Linked DNA regions of Homo sapiens: region 2 is linked to region 1. Evidence: chromatin loops called from intact Hi-C (ENCODE). Cell type or tissue: dorsolateral prefrontal cortex. All regions are shown on one strand. Each heading gives the region's core, and the rest is flanking DNA. Links, peaks and the distances in the headings are about the cores only.

Evidence for each region. Hi-C counts contacts between places; a loop is a spot of excess contacts. Peaks named below come from ENCODE experiments on the same cell type or tissue, not always from the same donor. Only the 100,000 strongest peaks of a DNase experiment are listed, where the experiment ranks them.
Region 2: a loop joins it to region 1, with 2.9 times the contacts of the local background. A loop is called at or near these places in 2 of 110 quality-filtered maps.

Annotation. Positions count from the first base shown.
Region 1 is chr12:81,410,407-81,418,756 of GRCh38, reverse strand. The region is part of intron 7 of PPFIA2 (PPFI scaffold protein A2); the gene reads left to right. It overlaps PPFIA2-AS2 (PPFIA2 antisense RNA 2), which reads right to left and starts at 1,652. Exons shown (of 3, transcript NR_199032.1): 1 at 1,418-1,652. In dorsolateral prefrontal cortex, for the core only: no CTCF peak of the experiment used is centred there; no DNase peak of the experiment used is centred there; H3K4me3 peaks cover 2,330 bases; H3K27ac peaks cover 3,298 bases.
Region 2 is chr12:81,360,004-81,368,353 of GRCh38, reverse strand. It overlaps PPFIA2 (PPFI scaffold protein A2), which reads left to right. Exons shown (of 33, transcript NM_003625.5): 14 at 1,184-1,246; 15 at 5,570-5,661. Among named protein-coding and RNA genes, the nearest start is that of PPFIA2-AS2, 53 kb to the left of the region's middle. In dorsolateral prefrontal cortex, for the core only: no CTCF peak of the experiment used is centred there; no DNase peak of the experiment used is centred there; H3K4me3 peaks cover 1,028 bases; H3K27ac peaks cover 6,150 bases.

The DNA.
Region 1 (8,350 bases), core at 292-8,291:
TTTAGTTATAGTTCTGACTTTAACTGTATCCATTTGAACAGTTTTTTTTTCCTTAAAGAGATAGACAAGAACCACTAGACCAGGTATCAGCAAACTTCGGTAAAAGTCCAACTAGTAAATATTTTTGGCTTTATGAGCCAGATGGTCTCTGTCACAACTTCTCTACCATTGTGGAGTGAAAACAATCATAGACAATGTGTAAACAAATGAGTTTGGCCATTTTCCAATTAAAATTTATTCATGGACACTGAAAGTGAATTTCTTATAATTTACACAATATTATTCTCTTTTAATGTTTTTCAACTATTCAAAAATGTCAAAACAATTTTTAGCTTGCAGGTCTGACAAAAACAGAAATAAGGAGCAATAAAAGTATGAAATATTTTATGGAAAGTGGATAGCTTTGAGTAGTTAGAAATTAGCGTTGGCAAGTAAGGAAAAGTGGTAAATAAAAAAACCTTTATTCTAAATAGAGTATTTACTTGGTTCCAGTAAATATATTCTACTCTGGAAATAGAAGGCTAAGGAAAGAGACAAACCTACTCCAAAGAGGAGCTATAACGCCCACCAAGTGAAACTTACTTTCTCCCTAAGTCATTCTGCTATTCACTAGCTTTGTAACCATAGGCAATTTCCTTTTTCTTTTTACCTTAATTGGCTGAACCATAATAATAACTTATAATGATGTTGTGAGTTTTAAATTAATTAATACATTCAAACAACGTAAAACTGTGGTTGGCATAAAGAGTCTTTCAGTAAATATTATGCTTATTATTGATTTTGGTAATGTCATTGTGGTCTTTTTAGATATGATACTATCCATCTCCTTTAAAGGTAATTGAACTGAGATTTAGGGAGGCAGAGTGTCCTGTCTACAGTGAGACTGACTAGATGGCAATTTGTTGGAGACAAATAGAATTATCACTATTCTCTGTAAATCTCATTTTCTTTATTCATAATAGTAAGGGTGTAAAGACCACTTAAGTTCTGCTTCCTTCTCATACTGACATTATTTTGATATGTGCACATTTAAAAATCACATAAAAATAAAATGGAAATGGGTACAGATAAATGTAACATGATAATTACCATTAGAACTGAAGTAAATGGATTACTTTAAAAGGAATTGGCCAGAACAATGGGTTTAGTATGCTTTTGTTATTTCTAAGAAAGGAACTAAATGAATAAATCCTTTTTATTGCCCTAGCTTGCTTTGTTATATGCAAGATTGATTAATGAATATTGTTTCTGCTTTCTATATTTTTTTCAAGCACTTTTCAAACACTTTGAAACGCTTTTCCCTAAAACTCTCTTCTTTGCCATAATAGAACTAAAATAATAGATCTAGGACACAGCCTATAATTTCGACACATTTGCCATGATTGGAGAAAAAACAAAAAAACACATGTATACTTACAGTGTTAACCATGCACGGCTGAAGAGGTCAAATTTCATGATGCTAGAGGAAGAATATAGAAATCAATAAGTCCATCTTCAGAGAGATTCATTTCAGTGTAACATTTTAAGAGACTCAAATTGATGGAATTATAGTGTGTTTGGATTATTAAAGCAGAATGTTAGTTCTAAAACATCCAAATATTCCCGAAAGCAAATGGAATACACTTGAATAAACAGAAGACAAAGACATGATTAGAATAGGGCAGATTTATCTTTTTAAATTTAATACTATTAACAGTGTTTGCTCAAAGTATTTTTATACTTCTTAGCATACATAAAGTAAATGAAATATAAACTTTTAGTCATATATTAACATTTCATTTTATTTAAAAATAAATATTTATTGAGACTTTTGAAAACAAATGCTCTCATTCACAGAGCATGTTTCCTGCTTTATAAAATGATCACGTACACACACATTGGATTATTTAGTTTGCATTCACTCTCTTCTCAGCCTAACTCAGTATCTTTAATTTTGCTTTTCCTTTTTATTGTAGTTGGGGAGATAATTAATTACTGCAGTCAGTTGTCATTTATGCCCTTAGCTGAAACTAAACCAAGTTAGCAGATTTTGATACCTCTGACTTTAGAGGGCAAAGAGCCCTGTGGGAGTGATTGTGAGGAACCAGTATGAATCAAGATAGCCTCCATTCTGTACAAAGAAGTACTTTATAATAATCAATACCTTCAGTAAGTTCTGTTTGCTGTTTTCACTGTGAGACACCTATTTCCCTTTTTGAATAGGATTTTTCTGTCTTGTTCAAGGAGGTGAGAAGTTATTAGCAATAGCATCTTCCTTGGTGATGGAGATTTTACCATATTTTCTTTATGAAATTCAAAACTTTTAACGCAATTACTGCCAATACTGTCAGCACTCAACACTGAATTATTGCAGTTTCTTTATCTTTGGTAGGGCACTTCTCAGTACTGTTTACCTTAATGAATACTCTCTACCCTTCCTTATTTATCTGCTTATATATATTCTAAATTGAGTCTTGCTTTCATGCAGTGATACATACAAGTGGTTAAGAATGTGTTTTCCTACCACTAACACTTTTGAAAAACTGTTTAGAAATTGGTGTTTGCTTTCATTCTCTGGATTAATTCTTTCACTTTCCTGTATTAACAGCTTCCTTGGCTATTTTTCTTACTATTCTTCCATATTATGCCACTCTTAGTTGCTAACCTAGTAAAATAACAGTCTTGCCTTAACAATGTCCACTAATTCTTCTGACCAATATAAATTGTTTTGTATATTCTGTAGCCTTTTACATGCCTCTAATGAAGATGCTAGTATTTTATTTTATTGTCATTTTAATTATTAGGGAACTACATAGATGGTTAAAATAAATGATGCATTATCAAGCATCAGAAAATGTATTGACTGAAATACTGATTAGACAAAAAGAAGAGAGATGTTAGTACAAAGTTGTAATTTTCATTAGAATTACATGTTAATAACAATGACAAAGTATAGCTATTGTCAAAATTACTATTGTTGAATATTATAATTCTAAGTTAAATGGATAGTGTAAACATCTCCTGCAAAAAAGCAAAACTTTCTACCTGAGAATATATTTGATTTTTTTTTTTTTGCTATTGGAATCATTCTGTTTTAAACTTAAAACTAAAAATAACAGTTTTGCATTCCAGTTACTGTTTTAGGAAGATTTCTTTTTTAAAAAACCCTTTAAATATTAATTTAAAGAGGATTTTTTAATCATTATAAACTAACTGAGTTTGAATTCCATGTGTATTTAGATACAAGAAAGACTAGTTTAGATGTAAAATTTGGAAATAGCCAAATTTATGTACTTTTTATATGATGTATTTTCAATTAAAAGGTCACCAGAAACTTACTGGTAATGTGCATTTAAATTTTAGCACTTAGGTAATTTATCTGTATAGGAATTGGGAGTACTAGTCAGCCAAATTTGGGGTGGGAAGTTTAAAATAAATAAATGTAGAATATTCTTATTCATCCAATAAATATTAGTTGACTGAGTGGAAGTATTTTATGTAGTAAAAATTCTTACAAACATATATATATATATATATATATATATATATATATATATATATATATATTTTTTTTTTTTTTTTTTTTTTTTTTTTTTTTTTACCTGAACCAAGATAAATTCTCACAATGCAAACCTCTCATTCTTACCTCAAAGCAATTTGATTATTCACTGGAACAGTTTGGTGTCACAAGCTTTCAAAATCTGCCCATGGTTAATGAAAGCCATTTAAATTGAATGTTACATGTAAGCTGATCAAACTGCACAGACTACATGAAGTTGCTCTCCATTGGTTTTAACGTGCTTCAGTGATGCTTATAAATCTTATTTCCAAATGCAGAGCTAGAAAAGGAAATAGTTACTGGCTTGGGTTTCTTAATTCTATTTAAATAAGTGTTTCAACCTTTATGGTTTCCCAATTAATAAATAGCGATACAAATGCAAACTATTGTGACTGAAAGTTGCTTAAGTTTAAATTGTAAATCCCTACTGTTTTACTAGTTTTTTCTTGTTGTTTGTGTGTGTGTTTCAACTTCATTATAATCTAAGCATGGAATTCAGCTAGAAGTAGAATAAGTATCTGTGTAGAAGCAAATTATGTGTTGGTGTAGTGAGACTTCAATAAGTGTCACCCTGGGAATTGTTAATTGAATTTGGGATAAAAATAGATGAAAAGAATCTTTGTTAATTAGATGTGGGCACTATCTGGAAGTTGTTAAATAAGTAGAGACAAATATTAATTTAAAAACATGAGAATGAAAATCCCTGTAGAAATAGCATGAAAGATTTTATGTAGATGTAGTTTATTTTAAAAAGTAGTTAATTTTTTTTCAGGGTAAGTTTAAGTGCTTATGCTGTATACGAGTTATAAATGAAAATAATCAGTAAGGTAAAAACCATGACTTTTTTTATTTTGGGGAATATATGAAGACACCTTTTAAATGTTTTTGAAGACATCTTCTAAATTGTTTGCCAACGCAGGTCAGGAAAAGCCCCCTGCAATCAGACCACAAACTTGTAGTCCTGACCTTGATAAATATTTAAATTGTGTATGCAATGAATCATTTCACTGATTACCAAAAGGCATTACAGCATAATATTTTTAAAATGTTTTGAAGGAATCAGACCTGAATCAGAAATATCTCTGTTGTGTCTTTTTCTGTATGACTTCAAGTATATTACATATTTCCTCTGTGTTAGTTGCCTCATTTGTAAAATGAAAATAAAAATACCAAATTTACAAGGTTACTGGAAAGATTAAATGAGGTAATGTATGTAAATTGTTTTATTTCATATGGGGCATGTAATAAATGTTCAAGACATAGCTATTATTACAGCTAGAAGTTCTTAATTAGAAATTTAATTTCTCAACTCCCATTTCTTCATGTATATTAATATTTCAGAAAGACAAAGGAAAATGAAGTGAATACTAAATCAATTTACATTGCTTTTCCTTTTTTATTGGAAAATTCTATTGGCAGAAATTAGTTTCTTAGACACTCTTAGAATTCCATTTTTCTGTCCACAAACAACGATTCATTCTAAATCTAAAGCAAATACACAATGTGCTTCAATGCATGTGAATCATATTACCTAAGCTGCAGTATACTTGAGAATACATTTTAATGTTATATTTTAAGATGCAATGAAATTGCCTATTACTTTGAGTTTACAAAACAACTCTTGATGACTTTCATTAAACTGTCCTTCCATGATCCTGCTGCTAGCCTCCTTTACAGTTGCTTATGCCTTCTACTTTATCTGCCTCCTCACGCTAGAGCAGTGACTTTCCTACAAAGCCATTGCAGTATTTCCCATTCTTTTATTTCTTTATTTCCCCAGTGAGCTCTACCCAGAATCCTTTTTAACCTTGAAGCCTATAATATGAACATTTGAAAGACCTTCAAGTTCTTATATTCCTCTATATGGATAACTAATTTTCTTCTCCATGTATACATCCTGTGAACATTTCTGTCCAATTTTTCCAACTCCTCATATGCTTTTTTTTCATTCATGTAGCCTGTCATCATTTTTTTTGACATTCTACAAATATTTCTAGAGTGCCTCCTGTTTGTCAGTCAGTGTCCTAAGAACTGAGAATAAGTAATGAATCAGAAACAGTTTCTAGTCTCAAGGCACTGTGTCAAAATGGTTGGTGAGAAAACTAACATCCAGTTGTGATAATCACTTGCATGACATGAGTTACTGGAGATTACTAAGGCATTCTGTAACTCCTTGGGAAGATATTGTCCCCGAATTCATCTGAAAGACTTAAAAGCTAAGTGACTAAGAGGCAGTTAAAGAGGAACAAAGGTTACCCAGGTGAATATAAAAACTCACAGCCAAGACGGCACTTTTTATATGTGTGATCGAAGCCTTTCAGTAAGCTAGAGCACGCAATATGAATAGAAAGATAAAATTGAAGAGGCAAGTGGAAGTCAATTCATTATTGTCATTGTCATTACATAGCAAGTGTTTAATGTACATCAAATTTGACTAAGTATTTTACAAACAAATACAATATAAAGTAGATATTATTTGCCCTCCATTTGATATAACAAGAACCTGAACTTGAGGTTAAATAGCTTGTACAAGATCGTACAACCAGCAACAACTACATGGGCCAGGATTCATCCTCAGCCTTTCAAGCATATTTAAGGAATGTTTCACTTCCAGGAATCACCTTTCAAACTACTTGTACCTGATTATTATTAGGTTGGTGCAAAAGCAATTGTGGTTGTTGCCATTAAATATAATAGTCTCAGGGTCTTTTACCAAGAAATCTCAAACCTGGAAAGAAAAGATAATGTAGATGCAAAGTTTATGAAAAGAAGCAAATTTATATAATGTACTTAGCACAGTTTCTGGCACATTATAAGAGCTAAATAAATAATTGCTATTTTGTTATTGTAGTCCTACTGCTTCCTTTTTTTTTTTTTTTTTTTGCCTCCTTAACTAGAATGTAATCTACACAAGAGAAGGAAACTGTCTGCATTTTTCCCAGTATTTTGTGATACTTAGAACAGTGATCAAATGAATATTTGTTGAATAAATGTATTAATATTTATTAAACCCTCAAGAAATCCTAAAATTTTAGCATAAAAAGATATTTAATGGTCTTTGTTATTTTTGCCCAAATCATTTTTTTCATGATAATATGTTTCCTTAAGTCTCCAAGGCATCAACTTGCACTGATGTTTTACCTCTCTTTTAGGGAGGACATTTTACATCATTGAAAGAACTCCCTGAAATATTGTTATAAATCTCAATATTTGTTTTCAATAGTTATTTACATTTTCTAGAAAGTTATTCTCCCAGATATCCACATTGCTGTTCCCTCTTGTCCTCAAGCCCATACTCAGAAATCACCTAATTTGTAATCAAATTATACCTCACAGCATTCCTCACTTGGTTTGATTTTCTCTTTTCTGTTAACACCATTTAAAAATATGCTCTACTTATGTTTGTTTATAACTTATTTTCCCCAATGAGAGTACAATTTCCATTAGGAAGGATTTCTGCCTTTTCCTCCCATTGTGTTTCCCTAACGCCTGGTATGTCATCAGTGCTGAATGAATATTTTTGAGATAAATGAATCTCTCCAGGATATCAAAGAAAAACAGTTGTTCACAGGCAAGGAGCTAGAAGAGAGTCTGTTGCAAGACATAGTAGTGTTCAAGCTGGTAGAAAAGAAAAATGAAGGCTAAAGAATTTTGCAGACTGGAGGCCCAGCCGCCAAGACTACCAGTTGTCTATTGTGTAGGGTCAGAGCTTGTCAGAGCCAAAATCAACCTGACAGAGGCAAGGATATGAATGAAACCTAGAAGATTGGCTTGAAAATATAACGTGTTTGAGAGTGCCTAGAAGGAATGGATCAGGCTGTTATAAGCTTATGAGCAACCAGAAAACACAAATAAGGATCAAGACAAAGCAATAAGCCAGAGAGAAAAAGCACACAGATGCCTGAGATTTAGTTGAAGCACTTTAGCTTTGCTAGTCCCATCATTCCTCCAACTTTTTCCAGGTACTTTTTGCCACAGGAATATTAAACAACTTACAGTGCGAGGAACACAAAGTTGTAGAAACACAAAATGCCTGTGATCTTCTACACACCTAAAAAAGTCTTCTACCATGTCTGTCTGGTAAATTCTTAGCCATTCTCCAAAATCCTCACTTAGGTATTGCATACTCTGTATTGTCTTCCATGTTTCCTGCTGCATTTGCAAGTCACTTTTAGTTGCAAGTGACAGAAAACCATTTCAAATGAGTTGGGGCACAAAAGGGGAAATTTGGGGCTTGGATCATATTACTAAAATGCCAAGGGTAGGAATGATTTAAGGATGCCTAGAATCAGGACCAGAAGCAATTTGTTAGGGCCTCATCTCTTCCATGTGTTTTCTGCATGAATAGGAATTAATGGCAAAGAGTACCCCTTTCATATTCTACCAGCTTACCTTCCTTAGTAGATAGAGAGAATCGTTTCCCATAGCTCAGCCAGAAACATGTAAAGTAATAATATTCTGATTTCCCTGGCTTGGGTCATGTGCCCACCCATTTGCCATGGGCTCTTGGTTCCTTCATTGACAGTCTCTGTGGGATTAGAATAAGAAAGGAAAAGTCTCCAGTGAAAATATAAGATGTTATTATCAAAGAAATGTGAAGGGATACCTGAAAGCAAATGTCAACAGACACTTGATAAATGATGATTGAACATTAAAAACAGTTGTGAAATATTTATCTTGAACAGAGTTCCATGAGCCTTCAGTGGGTTGCTAACTCACTGAAAATATATGCAAAACTTTGCCTCCATATGAATCTGTCCAGGGAGACGTCCAATCTTAATGACATACAAAGGATTCCAGCAAGGGTATCAG
Region 2 (8,350 bases), core at 10-8,009, 50 kb after region 1:
GTCAAGTGACTGATACCTACACACCAGTCTAAAAGTCAAAATGTAAGTGAGTTTATATCATCAAAAGAACTAGTATCAATCCCAGTAGAGGGTTTAGGAACCCAGTATTTTCAGCTGCATTATTTCAGAAATAGTGCTTCTGTACAGTCTGCAATGTGATTTACAGTTATATATGTCTCATTGATAGTTGGCAGCTACCAGACCAGCAAGAGTTATGAGAGCTGGTTACCAATTCCAGAGCATAAATTAAGGTAGGGTATAAAACCCGGATGATCACATCATTTTAGAAATCTAGATTGAATGCCAATCACTATTTTAGCTAGACATTTTCCATTAGTACATAAAATAAACCAAAATAGGGAAAATGTTTTGACAAAAAGTTAGTTTGATTAATTTACCCATTAGAAAGTAATAAGACATGACTTCCTCTCATACAACTTCAAATACATGGCCCCTATGCAATTACTACACTCTTAGTTTAATTTTATTCTATAACTTTGAAAAAGAATACATTATTTTAAATAATGTCTTATAGTACTTGTGTGTTTTGTAGAAAAATAAATAATTTTTAACAACAAAAATAATTTTCTGGCAAGGTTTATTTTAAGTATCTATGATGCCAACTTATTTCCACTGACTTTGTGACATGTAATATTAGGTTTCTGAATAGCTAGAGTTTGTTATTTCTCTAATAATTTAAGTATCATTATAAATTGTTAATTCCACATTGCAGTAGATGTCCAGAAAGTGAAATTTTAAAAAATATGATTTCATGATTTCTTCTTTCTTCAGACAATAGAAGTGAGTTCTTCTGAATTTTTTATAACACCTCTAAGATTTAGCTTGTTGCTCACTTTTTCTTACTTGAAGAATAACCAATAGTTTCTGATTTAAAATGTGGTCTGAGAAAAGGCAAACAGAAGTAGCTTAAAATGCAATATTTATTTCATTTGTTCATTCAAGTGTTACAAAATAGCATTTCCCATTTAAATTATGTATTTTTTAAATGTGAAGGTCTCACATTTGAAAATTTCATCAAAGCATGGTTTCCATGGAAACCAAGAAATACCTGAACTAAGGAAGGAATCTAAGAGGATTCTTGAGTGATAAGATATTAATCAATATATTTTTAAGTATTTTATGTTTAATTTATTAATTATTTCTGCTATTTTCTTTTCTTTAGAATGTTTTAATTCAAGAATCAGAAACTTTCAGAAAGAATCTTGAAGAATCTTTACATGATAAGGTATAATGGAAACTTATGTTTTGGGCCCATTTTCTATTTTTATTTTCTATTCCACTGATGAATGTTTTGTTGTAAAATAAATTTGAAAAAATAATTTTAGTATGCTATCTTTGTAAAACAATTTTAACTTTTTAGAATATGTGCAGAAAAGCGTACATAGAGAGGAAGAGCTTCATGAATCTTTGTAACCCAAATTCACCAAAAATTAGCACTTCAGAAACTCCCCCCAAATTAGTCTATACTCATACTCTTCCATTAAAGGATAATCACTATCTTGACTTATAACATTAAAAAATGGTTTTGCCTTGCTTTATGCCTTATATAAATAGAATTAAAATATATGCGCTAATTTATGTCAGTTTTAGATATTCTTTCAGCAGAAATACATTAAATACTATTATAAATAGAATTATGCTAAGTTATATATGTCCAAACATAATCCTAGTTCCAAAGGAGCTAAAAAAATCTAACTGAGGAGAGAGAACACAGCCCTTACAAACCAATGAGGATGCAGGGTAGCAGATGCCAAATGCCAAATTAGTGAAGTAGGCAGTAAGAGCTACAGGTAGGAAAGACCATGATATATTGCTGCTGTGAAGAAGACTTCAGGAAGGAGGGACTTGACTGAAGATTTAAGGGAAAGTAGGACTCTGACCCCAGGCTTTCAAACATAGTGCATGTGGCATGATCACAGGTGCTTGGTGGGGTGAGGGGATGGGTAATGAGTGTGACATTTTAAATAATAGGCACAACTATTTGGCTGGAATCAATTATTCCTGTTGTAGGGTATGTGGTAGAAGAGGAAACTAAGGGCAGATTGTGAAATTTTAATGGTAATTGCTAATAGTATTTTCCTTCTTCATTAGCCTTTAAAGTTATTGTTAGCAATTTTATCTTATTTTTTTAAAGAAGAAAGGATTGCTAACTTAAGAAGTGATCTATAACTGTATGTTGAGAAAAGATAGAAGAAATGGAGAGAGAGAAGGAAGGGAAAAAGAGAATGAAGGAAAGAAGGGAGAGGGGGAAGAAAGAAGGGAGGGAAGGGAAGGGAAGGAAAGGGAAGAGGGAGGGAGGGAAGGAAGGAAGGAAGGAAGGAAGGAAGGAAGGAAGGAAGGAAGGAAGGGAGGGAGGGAGGGAGGGAGGGATAGTATGGGATATAGAAGGTATTGGAAAAGATGAAGAATAGAGGAAAGAGAACAATTATACATTTAACCCTACTGGATGCTGCATATTATGAAGCAATTAAAAATAACTAATTCTACAGTCAAGGTGTCCACAATCTCCTGAAAGATAGGTCTTTAGAACAATGTAATGTGGGGCCTAGAATATAGTATCTGATTCTTTCTGAGGTAGTTCACAAAAACAACACAGAGATTACATTTTTAGTAGCCTCTTAAAGACATATATGATCTTCATAAAGGTAGAGCATTCTAAGTAGAGGATGAATCCTCTGCAACGGCACAAAGAAAATCAAGATGATTGATTTGATGAATCATCAGAAGTTTACTGTGACTGGTATGTATTTAAAGAAGTAGTTTTTGAGCAGATTGTGAATTTTGGACGTGATGCTGTTATGCATGTTATGTTATCCAAAGCTCTGTGTGCTCCTGGCAATATCCCCAGAACCCACTCCCCCACCACCTACCAAAGCCTTGTAACTCCAACAATCTGCCTAAGCAACCAAGAGTACTAATCATGCCATGCTTTGCATCCTTGCTTATGTCAGTCTCCAGAGAGAGTAAATCCCAGATCATATCTCATGTCTGAACTATCATCCCATTTAGATGGGCACATTCACTAATCTGACCACATCTTCTATAATTCCTCAAATTTCCACTAAACTAACTGTACTCACAGTCCATTATCAGCAAAACCCTCTGTAGGCTCAAACTCTTTTCTCAGTGTTTCCCTTTCCATCTTTATCTCTACAATTTGAAGTTTCTAGGTAGCTTTCCTTTCTTCTCTCTGATTCACCCCTAGTGACTTCATCTGATCTCCTGGATTTAAACACCATCTATAAATTGAGCACATCCAAATTTAGATTACCTACTGGGTCCTCTTCCCTGAGAGAGTTTATATATTCTATTGCCAACTCAATATCTCCATTTGGACACCTAGGTACCTCAAATGTAACATGCCAGTCTATTCTCACCCCACTCCCACACATCAAACACCACCACCATCTAACCTAACACACCAGCAGTCTTCTCAGTCAATCATAATTACAATTTCTTTCTTTCTTTCAGTTACTCAGGCTAAAAAACTTGGACTTAGTCTTGACCCCTATGTTTGTTTCATATCCCACATCTAGTCCAATATCAAATCCTCTTATTTCTACTCTCACGATATAGCCAAAATATAGCCACTCTTACCCTAACACCATTCTTGTCCAAACCATTACTCTCTTGCCTCAAAATTTCCTCTCTTTTCTGACTCCCAATTCAACTTGACAATCTATTTCACAGCCATTAGAATGATCATGCCACTTCTCTGCTAGAAAATCCAGGAAACATAGCAAGACCCCATCTTTACAAAAATAAAAATTAAAAACAAATTAGCCAGGTGCAGTGGTGCACACCTGTAGTCCTCCTAACTACTTGGAAGGCAGAGGCAAGAGGATTACTTGAGCCCTGGAGTTCAAGACTGCAATGAACTGTGATCACAGAACTGCACTCCAGTTTCAGTGGCAAAGTGAGACCCTGTCTTTAAATAAATAAATACATAAATAAAATAATTTTTTAAAATCCTTCAATTGTTGCCTATCTCATGCAGAGTAAAAGCCAGAGTTTGAAGTGGTTTACAACCTCTTTTAGGACTACCATTCCTGAGTTCTGCAATCATACTTTTAAAAAGTATCCTCTATTTGTCAATTTAACCTCTGCAATCCAGCCACACTGGACTCCTTACCCTCTACTCCATTTCCACTAAGAGGCGTATGCACGTGTTGTTGCTTTTATCTGCCATGCCTTTTCCTAAGAGTCTCATTTTTTAATTTCTCCTTTATTTAGGTCATTGTCCAAGTATCACTTTATTGAAAAACCCTTCCATGACTCCCCTGTTTTCTCCTTTCTAACAACATGCTATATTTCTATATTACTACTTGTTTATTATTCATCTTTTCTACTAAATTCTAAATTGCATGAGGGCAAGACATTTGTCAGCTCACTACTGTATCTCAGGTGCCTGACACACAAGAGGTACTCAGCGCACTTTTGTGAAAATAATGAACAAAGATATTTACAAATCAATAAGAAACTATTGAACATTTTAAAGCAACACATTAGTTTATTGTACATGTGTTTTGAAATTATATGTCTAGCAGAGAAATGTGTAGGAAAGAGACTGAAGCTGGTAAAAATCATTCAGGAAAAAGATAAAAAGGGCTTAGAGTAGGATGGTAGTGACGTAGTGAGAATAAAAAGAACAGAAAAGAGAAACATTGCAAAGGCCACATTAACAAAAAAAAATGTGGTGAGAAAAGTTTGAGTAAAGTAAAATATCAAGCACTGGCCACTGGGAAGGGGAAAAACAGTAATAGAAAAATCTAGAATGATACATTTAGACCTGTAAAACAATATAACAGTTATAATCATTAAAACCAAATTGAATGCTTACATGAGCAGTTAATTAAAGCTCTAAGACAACCCCTATCTTCATAAATTTATAGACCAGAAAATGCCAATTTGAGAAAATTATAATTAAGTACAAATAATGGTGACAATATCAAGCTAATTGGTTATTAACTTTACTTTTTAAGGTGCACTCCAGCCTCAGTGACAGAGTGAGGCCCTGTCTTTAAATAAATAAATAAATTAATTAATTAATTAATATTTTTTAAAAAAATCCTCCAATTGTTGCCTATCTCATGCAGAGTAAAAGCCAGAGGGTTTACTTTCCTTTTTCTTTCAATCCAATCATCTTTTTCCTTCACCCATATGTCCTTTAACCCTCATAGAATAATGAAAGTTCTTCATTTACTGCATAAATAAGACATTTTCTTTATTTTCAAAACTGCATATGATTTCTACTCTGCATTTTTAAGTGACATCTACATAGCTAGTCATAATTTTAATATTCCCACGAATTTTCAAATATTCAGGATTAGTGAATGCCAGAGATTGTAGATAAATTTTTATTAATTTCTGCTATCCACATTTTTTATTACAAGGGGAAAATTTTGGCGTGCTTTATTATTATGTGTAATAACCTTTAATAAAAATATATCCTCAGTTTTTCCTTTTTAAAAAAAATCATTAAGACTCATTTATCATAATTGCTTGCTGATATTACTGGCATCTGAGTAACACTGTTTTGATTTTTTAGGAAAGATTAGCAGAAGAAATTGAAAAGCTGAGATCTGAACTTGACCAATTGAAAATGAGAACTGGCTCTTTAATTGAACCCACAATACCAAGGTAACATTAAACTAAAAGCTTATCTATAATTCACTGAAAATCAACATGAATTCCCTTATGGTTTCATATGTCCTCAACTAAAATAAATCAGTACTTCCTATTGCTCACTAGTCATTATCATGTTTTGACTCTTCACTGATTTGCAGTTTTTACATTCAAAAATAACTTTTTAACTTAGAGATTATTTCTGTAGATAATCAATAAAAAATTAAAATGTTAACTTTTGTATTCTGCATTTCATTATATATATAAATATATTAAAAGATTCTTAATTGAAGAAATTGAACTGTGTACAGGGAGATTGCATCTCATTCAAGAAGAGGCGTCAGCCCTTCTCTTTATATGTGTTCAATACAGAAATTGAATTCGACATAAAATTTTCTATATGTGTTCAGTGTAGAAACATGCAGAAATATGTTCAATGCTTATGTGACTAAACAAATATTATTGATTATGGTCACTTAGCATCTACCTATTTCGGTAAAGTAATTGCAAAAAAAAAAAAGAGGAAAAGAGAAATGAATCAGATAAAAGAAAAGAAAACAAAAACTTCAAATAAATTTAGCCATACTCATCTACTTTGATTCACTATCTCATCTTAAGAAAAAGAAGCAATGGATGGCAGCTTACTTGATAGATCATAGATAGATAGATAGATAGATAGATAGATAGATAGATAGATAGATACATAGATACATAGATAGATACATAGATAGATCTATATGTTAATAATTCACACATAATTTCCTTTTGTGTTTGAGATGTTTTATTTAAAGTTGTTAGAAACCCTAGAAGGACACACTCATTTAGTCACTTATTTACTAGGCAACACAGAATAATAGCAGCCGTTTGAAACTTTCCACTACCATAGGCTTTTAGTAGAAGTTCATCTTTCTTGGTGTTATGTTCATCTTTAGAAAGTTAACTCCACCAGAGGATGGGTTTGTATTTGTTTTGATAACTACCATAATCTCAACACCTAAAAAACTATCTTGCATATAGTATGCTCTCAAGATATATTATAGAATGAATAAATGAATATCTGGTAAAGCATTTTTCAGATTCTCAAATAAAAATTCAAATTGAAAAAATCCTGAAGTGTCTTAAATTCTTTTCAATATAAATGTAAGGAAAAACAATATTTGATATTTTAAGTACTTCCATACTCAATTGAATATGAGAAAAAGTTCGGCAGGCATAAAAACACTCAAAGAACTTTTACATATGTAAGTCATTAATTGAGAAAATCGTTCTTATTTTTCACATTTTTAAGATTCTGATTTTTACATGTGAACTGAAATTATTATTTCAATGTTATGTGTTCACATGGTTATGATGATTATAATGAGGATGGTGGAGAAGGAGAAGGAGAAGAACTGGTAAAATATCAGGGGAGTCAATGCATAGAATAAGCATTATCAAATCAATAGATTAAATATATTTGATTAAGAATAAATGGCCATTTCCTTGTTTTTTTGACCTTATGTCTCAAAATACAGAGTTTCAAAGTGTTGTCTAAAAGTCTATCACTGCACTGAGTCATTATGGGCAGCCTAACAATGTGACATTTATCTACAATGAAGGATGATTTGGCCTATATAGAACAATTATTCTTTGATCAACAGATTGTAGTGGAAGGAACCCTAGACCAAGAATAAGACAATCCACATTCCTAGGACTCACAGATAATTACAAGCTGCTTCATTTTGGAAACCTGTTTTCCTTAATAACATTCTAAATAAATACATATTTGTACCTAAATATGCATAAATGATATTTTTCTGATTATATCACAGGCTTGGTTTGCAGATAAAATAAGACAAGCAGTAGGGATTATATGTATAGTAAATCATATCACAAGTATAAAGTATTATAGAAATAATTAAGGTAAGCTAGCTAAACAGAACTTATTATAATAAGTTACAGGATAACTGAATATTTATTAAACAACAATTATTTATAGAACATTCATGCTTCTGAGGACAAGTAATTTCGTAAAAACAATAATGGAAATAGGAGGTGCATGAGAACTCAGTCTACTAAGTTTTGATCTAATAGGTGGAGAGGTGAGGAGAGATAAGCTAAGGTGAGTGAATATCAGTGACCACTCTTCTCTCTTAATATCTCATCTAAGAAGAAAGTAAAATGAGTTCCAGAGTGACTACAAAGGGCTTGATTTGGCTCAACTCTGAAAAAAGATAGACTCTGGGTAATTGGAAAGGACAACAGAGAACACTCCAGGAAGCAGAGCGATGGGTAATAGGTTTTCTCTAAAAAAATTCTTACCTGGCTTATTTATGCAAGTTCTTTAATGAGATTACATGCAAGAGTCACAGGAGATTCAGGAGGAGAAGCTACAGGGTTCATTGCTTAAAGGAACTGATGCCTATTTTGTGACTTACTTAGACCTTCCAAAAGCCTTTCAAAATACTGAACACCTAGAATGATTTAAAAATTGAACTAGTATGATAATATTGCCTCTGTTTTCTCCTGTTAGAGAACTAGCTCAGAGAACTGGAAAAAAGAGGAGAGAGATGAGTTTGAGGACTGGTACAATAAAAAAGAATACTAGGAGCTAGAAGGGTAGATGGCAATAGCACTTTTAAACTGAGACCTTAAAACTGTTAACCACATGTGTTGAGACTGTTTTCAGGAGAACACAAACAAACAAACAAAAACAAAAGCATGT